Linked DNA regions of Homo sapiens: region 2 is linked to region 1. The links are chromatin contacts, found by Hi-C or POLR2A ChIA-PET in ENCODE. All regions are on one chromosome and are shown on one strand. The core of a region is the stretch at or near the end of the contact, and the rest is flanking DNA. Distances in the headings are between cores, read along the strand shown.

Region 1 (4,309 bases), core at 1,151-3,650:
AGGTGGAAGAACTTGCCCTACCAGATATCAAGATTTATTATCAAAATATTTAGAAAAGAAGACAATATAGTCTGCGCACAAGGATAAGTAAGGGAGCAGAATAAAGGGCCCAGTCACTGGCCTGCCCATGTTTGGAAAGAAGATGGGGCAGAGATGATGTTACACGCCAGTGGGGAAAGGGTATTCTATCTGATAAATGAGTGCTAGGAGCAACCTTTATCCATATGGAAAATAGTAGATTTCTACATCAGATCATTCCTGGGTGATCTTAAAAAAAAAAAAAAGCACAACTTTAAAACTTAAAAACTTAAAAAAAAAAGCACAACTTTAAAACAGAAGATGAAGACATAGAAAAATTCTTTGTAATTCTTTGTGACTTTAAGATGAAGAGTTCATTTAAAAACACTGAAAATAGAAACTTGGGGTAAGTTTAATTTTAAAAGTGGTAATGTGGACTAGTACATTAAAACTCACTTTTGTACAACAAAGGCCATGAGAACAAAGTGAAAACCAAGCCATAGACTGGAAGATAATATTTGCAATGAATACAATATGCAAAGCGATATCTCTAATTAATAAGAAAAAGACAACATATGGGGGAAAATGGACAAAACTATCAATTCACAGAAAAACTCCAGGTCAATAAAAATATAAAAAGATGCTTACTTTCACTATTAAAGAAGTACAAATCCAAACAACAATGAGATACCATTCACACCCACCAGATAGCAAAAGTGTATGTCAATGCCAAGTGTTGGGAAAGATGTTAAATCATGGAGTCTCATTCACTGCTAGTGGAACTGTAAGTTGATCCAAGTACTCCAGAGAGCAATTTGGCAACAACTAATGAAGATGATCATGTCCAGAAATTCCACTCCTAGGCATATAGTCAAGAAGACATGTATTAAGATATTCACTGCAGTACTGGAAACAGCTTAAATGTCCATCCACAAGAGAATAATTAAATTGTATTAGAGTTATACAATGGAATACAACACAGTATGTGTCAGCATAGATAAAAATCTCACAATTGTAATGCTAAGGGAGAAATGAATATTGCAGAAGATAGTGATACTACAGATATGATTATACACTATATAAAATTTAAAAGCTGGCATAATAATCCTTTGCAATGTCTGTGATACATAAAAAATGTAGTAAAAATAGTAAAAGTATAAAAACACATGTGAAGATGATTAACACTGATCTCAAAACAGTGCTTAGCTCTGGGAAATGAGGGAAGAAAATGGGATGAGGGAGGTGTACAGAGAGGAACTCAATTGTATCGCTGATATTTACTTTCTTTGAAGTAAAAAGACATGAAGCAAATAAGGCAATGTGTTAATATTTGCTAAAGCTGATGTGGCCATCATTAGCGCTACCCACCAAATATTTCTGGCTCTCTGCCTGCCAGGCCCATAGTAGGATTCTATGTCCTCACCCATTTTGAATCAGGAGCAGCCTAGAGATTTGCCTTGGCCAATGAAATGTGACTGGAATTGACTTGTGTTTCTGGCCTCTTGAGCCAATGCACAAAAACTTTGGCCAACATGGCAGCCCAGAGACAAAGCTTCTGTCCTCCCCAGTCCCTGAGCAAGCATGACACCCCCAGGCAACCCTAGGAGGATGGGAGGATGGGAGGGAGATGAGTGCTGTCAGCCGCTGAGGTTTGGGGGTTGTTTGTTACTACAAGTCTACCCTGGAGAATAGAGCTGGAAAATGGGTCCACTCCTATTCACTGTATCAGTCTCTGATTTTATCTACATGTTGAAATATTATCAAAAACATTGTAATACTTTTAAATTGGACTGGCTTTCTATCTCTTCGTTCACGAAAATTCTCTGTACTGGCCTGCGCAAGGCCCCTCTCTTAATTTATTAACTTTTGTGTTTTCAGAAAGTGCCTCTGACTTGGGATGGAAGCAATGTGGAGCTGTAGGAGCCTCCTGGTAAAAAGGATGAATGGCAGAAATCATTGATTAAGCCCAGATTTCTGGGTGAGCCCAGATTTCCTCCAGTGCTGTCTGCTAGCATTTCCCATCAATCTGGGGACAGAAACCCAATGAGAAAATCTTAGCTTTTCTCCAGAGAAATGTAAGCAAGAATTTTGATGAATGCAACTGCCGTTGATTCTTTGTATGGCTTTTAGAAAGATCACTTCACCCTTTTTCCCACTTCTCTGCAGTTCACCTCTGGGAGAAATGTCAAGAAAACTTTCCCACACCTCATGGCTTCCAGGTTCCTTTTTAGGGCTGCCTGCAAGGCCCACAGGGAATAAAAGGCCCAGCAGGAGGTGGAGGAGGGGCAGCATGGTGAGAGAAGGAAGAGAAACTCCGTTCTTGGCCAGTTGTGCTCCGTACTGTGCAGACACACAGGCAGCGCCTGGAAGTCACCGAGAAATGCAATGCCTTTGAGAAGTTCCGTGGAAAGAATGACATCATGACCAGTCACTCCCCCACCCCACCTTTTTTCCAGTGGGAGTGAGAAATAAATAGACTGACACATTTTCCAGTCAGGGAGCCATTCTGGACAGCAAGTTTACCTTGGCACAGGAGCTCAGGTGGGGCTGTGAGAAACCTTATCTGTGCTTGCCTGGTAAACAAGGAGCCTGCAATCTCCCCGGAGTCTTGGCCACTGAGCAGGTGACTGCGGGAGGCAGGTGAGCAGAGCAGGTGAGCAAGGTGAGCCTCGGGCCCAGGAGCACGCTGTGTTAGGTAAATATTGCCTTAACTTGATTGATGGACTCACTAACTGTCTGTTTGTTGCCAAGAGAAATGCCATCACCGCCAAATTCAAAGGTAAAATTCCTGTCCCTTAAATCAAGGGTTCTCAAACTGTAGTGCGTTACTAGGTCACCTGGGGAATGCCATTAAAATGCAGGTTCTGATTCAGCAGGTTGGGATGGCTGAGAAAATTGCCTTTCTAACAAGCGGCTGGTGATGCCGAGGGTGCTGGTCTGTGGACCACTCTCTGAATTTGCAAAGTCTTAATGCTCAGATGACTGTATGCATTTTACACGGTCAAAATAGTTACTGATTAAGGAGCACTGATGCAGGCTGCAGGTGTCGTACCAGATGTTTGCTATCATCTCTTGTAACTCTTCACACCAACTCTGCAAGGTGGGTGTTATTATCCCCGCCCCCTCCTTGGCTGGCAAGGAAATTGAAGCTAAGAGAGGTTAATTCATGCATTATATGTGTAATTTCCAAAAGATTTCATTGCTACCTTCCCTCCTTTCACAGTGATCTGAAATAACCCAAAGACAAAAGATAATAAACGCCTGTGGTAGAGACGGGTGTTGTCTGCTTGTGGTGATCGGCCCTCTTGGCACCTGGAAATGAGTAATTTCGTCCGTACATTGTCAGGGCCAAGCTCAGGAATTCAGAAATCCTGGTTATCTAGGTTTGGCCTAGGAGGTCCTCTCTTCAAAAGAGAGAGTAGCTCCAAAAGGTGGACAAGACTGGTTTTTCAGATCCCTCTGGTGCTGATGTGTTCGCCCCTAGGACACGCAGTTGGAGAAAGTTCTTGATACCAGGAGGAGTTGCTTTGATGTGTCAGCTTGGAAAGAATGCCTCGTAAGGGCCATTCAGGACTCCAGGAGAGCAACAAAAACAAAAAAGCCCCAGCTCGTGGAAACATCAAAGTGAAGGCAAATATAACCAGACTGACCCACCTGGAGGTATTTAAATACCTTGAAGAATGGTGGTGTGTCCTTGCAAAACCCAGGCAGCTTTCAGGTAGAAACTTGAGTCATGTCTGGATCATAAGGAGTGAGGTGGCCCCACTGGCTGTCCCTGGCCACTCATTATAATCAGGAAAAAGTGAGGACAATGTGAGACTCTCCCTTGGAGAGTCTGAAAACTTGGAAGACCTGAATTTTGGTGACCACTCAACAAGTCAGTCTGCTCCAGGGACCCATTAACATTGCAACCTCATTCCTAGTGGTGCCAAGATGCAGCCATGATTTGTACTGCAGTGTGGGGAGGCCAGATTTGGGCCCTCCTGGAAGTCCACAGCAATTCCGTCCCTGGAAAGTTGTTGCACAGAGGAAAATACAGCGCCACGTCCCAAGACAAACTGAAGGCCTCCAAAGAAGACATAAGTAATTTTGTTCTTTATATTTTACATCTTTACAGAAAGTATCCGAGTTTACAAAAACCACATAAAATAGAACAAAGTTTAAAAAATAGAATATAGAGGGAAAGGAAAAATAATAGATAACAGAGGACAAAGCCCAGTGTGGCTGCTACCTTATTGCTGTAAGGTCCTGTACACTTTCAAATCAAACTCTGACTTCCCAACCCACAAAG
Region 2 (4,459 bases), core at 648-3,147, 35 kb after region 1:
CATGAGCCACCCGTGCCTGGCCAATTTTAGCCACCTTTCAAGTGCTCCATAGTCACACATGGCAAGTGGCTACTGTACTGGACAGCGCAGATAGAGAACATTTCCATATGCAGAACATTCTTTTGGACAGCACTGATCTATACAGCCAGAAATTCCAGTATCTTACAGACCATCTCTTCCTGCTACGAAGCCTTGAAGCTCCCTTGACCTTTCAAGTGAATTCATTTGAGTTCCCAAAATGCCACGGCCTGTTGGGACTGGAGGCCACCAGGCAAAGGATGCCTCCGAAGAGGTGTCCCCTGTAAAATTCACCATCACCATGGCCAGGCATGGTGGCTCATGCCTGTAATCCCAGCACTTTGGGAGGCTGAAGTGGGAGGATCACTTGATCCTGGAAGGTTGAGGCTACAGTGAGCTGAGATTGTGCCATTGCACTCTAGTCTGGGTGACAAAACAAGACCCTATCTCAAGAAAAAAAAAAAAAAAAAACTAATAAAAAATAAGAAAGGTGGCTAAAATTTTTATTTTATTTTTATTAACAGAAATTTATATGTGATATAATATAAACATCAATTTAATGTAACTTTAAATGGCCCTGTGTGGTGAGTGGCTGCTTTGTTGGATAGATGATTTAGTATGAGGATGATGAAGGCAGCAAGATGTTTCAGGGAAGCCCAGGGCGTTTGTTTGGCCGACCAACAGCAGAGGCTGTTGGAGCAGAGAATCCTGGGCCTGAGGGTGAGCTTCTGAGATGAACAATGGTGCTTACTTTTCTACACAGTGGAGAATGCAAGACCTGGGAGATTCATGGTGTGTGTAAATGTCAAGGCTTCATTCCATTTGCAAAGGATGGAACTTGGTGATATGGCTTGGCCGTGTCCCCACCCAGATCTTATCTTGAATTGTAGTTCCCATAATCCCCTTGTCTCATGGGAGGGACCTGGTAGGAGGTAATTGAATCATGGGGGCGGTTACTCTCATGCCATTCTCATCATGATAGTAAGTGAGATCTCATAAGATCAGATGGTTTTATAAGGGGCTTTTCTCCCTTTGCTCGGCACTTCTCTCTCCTGCCACCTTGTGAAGAAGGATGTGTTTGCTTCCGCTTCCACCATGATTGTAAGTTTCCTGAGGCCTTCCTAGCCATGTGGAACCGTGAGGCAATTAAACCTCTTTCCTTTAGGCCAGGTGCAGTGGCTCATGCCTGTAATCCCAGCACTTTGGGAGGCCAGGGCGGGCGGATCATGAGGTCAGGAGATTGAGACCATACTGGCTAACATGGTGAACCATCGTCTCTACTAAAAATACAAAAAATTAGCCGGGCGTGGTGGCGGGCGCCTGTCGTCGAAGCTACTCAGGAGGCTGAGGCAGGAGAATGGCGTGAACCCAGGAGGCGGAGCTTGCAGTGAGCAGAGATCGTGCCACTGCACTCCAGCCTGGGTGACAGAGCGAGACTCCGTCTCAAAAAAAAAAAAAACCTCTTTCCTTTATAAATTACCCAGTCTTGGGGATTTCTTCATAGTAGCATGAGAATGGACTAACACACTTGGTGTCCATTGGATTCATTTCAGCCATCAGCTTTGGCAGCCCAATGTGGCTGCTGGATGTGGAGTCCAGGGCTGGCAGAGGGAGGAAGGTGTAGGGCTGGGAGAATCACAGCTGGGGGTGGATTCTTCTAGACCTGCCCTACCCTGGGCTGAGGGTGAGAAATGCCTCTGAGAGCTGCAGAGAGAAGGGAAAATGATTTGTGTTTGTTTTTGCCTTTCTGTAGTACAGAGAGAAGGAGCACTTTGGGGAAAGAGGTTTAACCAGAAGCAGTTTCTTTTGGGAACAGGGGCAGTTCTTTACTCCCTGCCAGTTCCTGCAGGCAGGCAGCATGCCGGCCTGGCCTGCCGCCTCAACCCCTACCTGTCATGTGCTTGGCAAGTCTGACTCAAGTCCTTTTTTCCACTGCCTACCCCACCCGTCAAATTGCAGTTGCAACCTCTCATTTTTCTGCTGCCTAGATGATTAAAAAGCATGACTTAGTGGAAAAATGTTGACCTCCTTGGGGTCAGCCTCTGAAGCAGCTGTCAGAGATAAGATTGTGCTGGCAAATTACTCAGCAGCACTTTGCAAGGCTTTCTGTCTGTCTGTAAGGAAACCAGAAGCTGTTGGTTCTGGGTACTTTTTGTGTTTGGAGAGAGCTACAATTTTGAGGCCCAAATGGGTATAATCTGATAATAAAATAAGATCTCTGATGGAAGGGTTCGATTATTGTAGTAATTTTTAAAAATACAATTAATAGGCTTTGTAAACAAACAAACAAAAAAATTTAAACAGTGCTTGCTTCGAGCAATTCAGGGAGCAAAGTCCTCTGGCAGCTAAGCAGTATCAGAAGTTCAATTCTCAGACCTCTTGCAAGGTCTTAAAAGACTTAATTGTGGAGCTCTCGGTATGAATGGCGCTGTTTGGAATTATTTTAATTACTGTGTTCATATGACTCCCTCTTGCTTGGAGATTGGATGCTTACTGTAGTTCTTTTGAAACTGCTCCAAAGAGGACATTATAGTTTCAATTTTGCTTATGTCCTCAAAGTATTTTATCATCTTTATATTTGCCAAGAACTTGTACCCATCTAGTGAGACAAGAAGGTCACCTCATGTCTCAAAAGGAGAAACTGAGGTGTTTGGGGTTGAGAGGACTTGACCGGAGTTATACAATGGTGGTCAAGGACATAGTGAGCACCTGGGTTGTGTGGCTTAACCCATGCTATCAAGTGAACGCTTCATTTGAAGTCCTACAGGTCTGAGTTTGGATCCCAGTTCAGCTGCTTCCCAGGTGCGTGGCTTTGAGCAAGTCACATACCGTCTCTGTGCTTCAGGTTTCTTATCCACAAAATAGGGTTACAGTAGTCCCCGTTATCTCTGGGGGATACGTTCCAGGACACACAGTGGTTGCCTGAAACCACAGATAATACCAAACCCACATATGCTATGTTTTATCCTATACATCCATACCTGTGATAAAGGTTAATTTATAAATTAGACTCAATGTGAGATTAACAATGATAGCTAACAATAAAATAGAACAATTATAACACTATACTGCAACAAAAGCTATGTGAATGTGGTCTCTCTCTGTCTCTGTCTCTGTCTCACAATATCTTATTGTACCGTACCTACCTATCTTGGGATTGCAGTTGACCGTGGGTAACTGAAACCAAGAAAAGCAAAACTGTGGATAAGTTGGGGGGTGGTAACTAGAATTATTGTGAGGTTTGAGATTCTGCTCAGGAAAAATTTCATCCATCATCATCATCATTAGATTTTTTTCCTTATTTTAATGAAAGACCTGTTTCCAGCTTGAAGTGAAATCCAATGCTTCCCACCCCTCTCCTCCTCTTCGTCCTCTTCCTCCTCTCTTCCTCCTCCTCCTCCCCCTCCCCCCCTCCTCCTTTTGCTGGGCCTGCCCTGCTTGTCATGCCTTTTGCTTTTCCTTGGCTTAGGCTGTCATAGTTAGAATTGGGTTTTCACTCTCCCAGCCCTGACAATGTGGCCCTGGCACAGGTAGGCACAATCCTGGCAGTGAGGTCAGAGGGTGGAGGCAGGGCCAGGCTCTTCACAGGGCAGGTCCCCCTCTCCTCTTGACAGCTTATGGCGCTGTCTTGGATCCTGAAGGTTTAAAACAAGCATTGGGACTGGGAAGCTCACCTCCTGGGCTGGGGCCCTCACAGCTGCCTGGGCAGTGAAGGCCCAGAGTCTTACTCTCCCTCCCTGCTCAGTTTTCCATCTGTGAAATGGGGTGGAGACCCAGCAGCAGCCTAATCCATTTTCCAGAAGGCTCAGGCACTGAAAACAGCAGATGTAGGTTTGAATCCTGGCTCTGCCATGTGACCCACAGAGTCCCGGGTCTTACTATTCCTAGAGTGGCAGTGAGCCCTGAACGAGCTGACATCTGAAAGAGCTTCGTGACCTGTAGTGGGCTTCCCTCCATCGGGGTCCCTCTCACCCACTCTCAGAGCTCATGCTTGGAGGGCGCCTTGTGTCCTCACAGCCCATGGGGGGCTCTGGCCCCACCCAAGAAATGAGGACGCACCCAAAAAGCCCACGTGGCGCTCCTCGCTCGGCACATGCACGTCTGGGCACAGCGCCGTCTGAGGGCAGAACTTCTGGGCCAACCTGGTCAGGAAGACAGAGCCCAGAGTCGGGGTCCGTGTCCCCCTCTGCCTCCGTGACCCACACTGGCCCATCCCCTCCCTGGACTTGTTTTCCTCCTGGCTGCCATTATGATACCTTTTATGAGCCTCGTTAAGTCTTTAATGATGCCTGGTTGTGCAGCTGGCTTAAGGCTTAATCCCCAGCAATAGGTCTTATTGGATAAATGGTTAATAATCACTCGTTTGCAGGTATTGGGAAGGCTTCACTGAGGCCTGTGATTCCTGGAAGCCCCACGTGGCCTGTGATGTGGTGAGAGTGTG

The links. A loop is a pair of places that touch in the nucleus more often than their neighbours do. ChIA-PET counts read pairs that join two places held with the same protein, here RNA polymerase II (POLR2A). Pooled maps may share reads with other maps.
Region 2: a map of PC-9 shows a loop between it and region 1 (6-fold over the local background). The contact joins two enhancer-like sites. A Hi-C loop is called at or near these places in 5 of 168 maps with a recorded cell type or tissue (CD4-positive, alpha-beta memory T cell, Caco-2, PC-9 and 2 more) and 12 of 50 pooled maps. POLR2A ChIA-PET finds 5 or more read pairs at or near these places in 22 of 52 experiments (A673, BJ, CD4-positive, alpha-beta T cell and 16 more).

The regions. Positions count from the first base shown.
Region 1 is chr2:30,215,436-30,219,744 of GRCh38, forward strand. No RefSeq gene overlaps it. Among named protein-coding and RNA genes, the nearest start is that of LBH, 14 kb to the right of the region's middle. RefSeq lists an enhancer at 2,506-3,705. Within about 2 kb of position 2,401, at least 11 of the 41 ENCODE cell types and tissues checked have a DNase peak (open chromatin) inside an H3K27ac peak, as active enhancers do; they include PC-9 and ascending aorta, where a contact is called at or near this core.
Region 2 is chr2:30,251,199-30,255,657 of GRCh38, forward strand. All of the region lies in intron 2 of LBH (LBH regulator of Wnt signaling pathway), which reads left to right. Among named protein-coding and RNA genes, the nearest start is that of LBH, 22 kb to the left of the region's middle. Within about 2 kb of position 1,898, at least 23 of the 41 ENCODE cell types and tissues checked have a DNase peak (open chromatin) inside an H3K27ac peak, as active enhancers do; they include PC-9 and ascending aorta, where a contact is called at or near this core.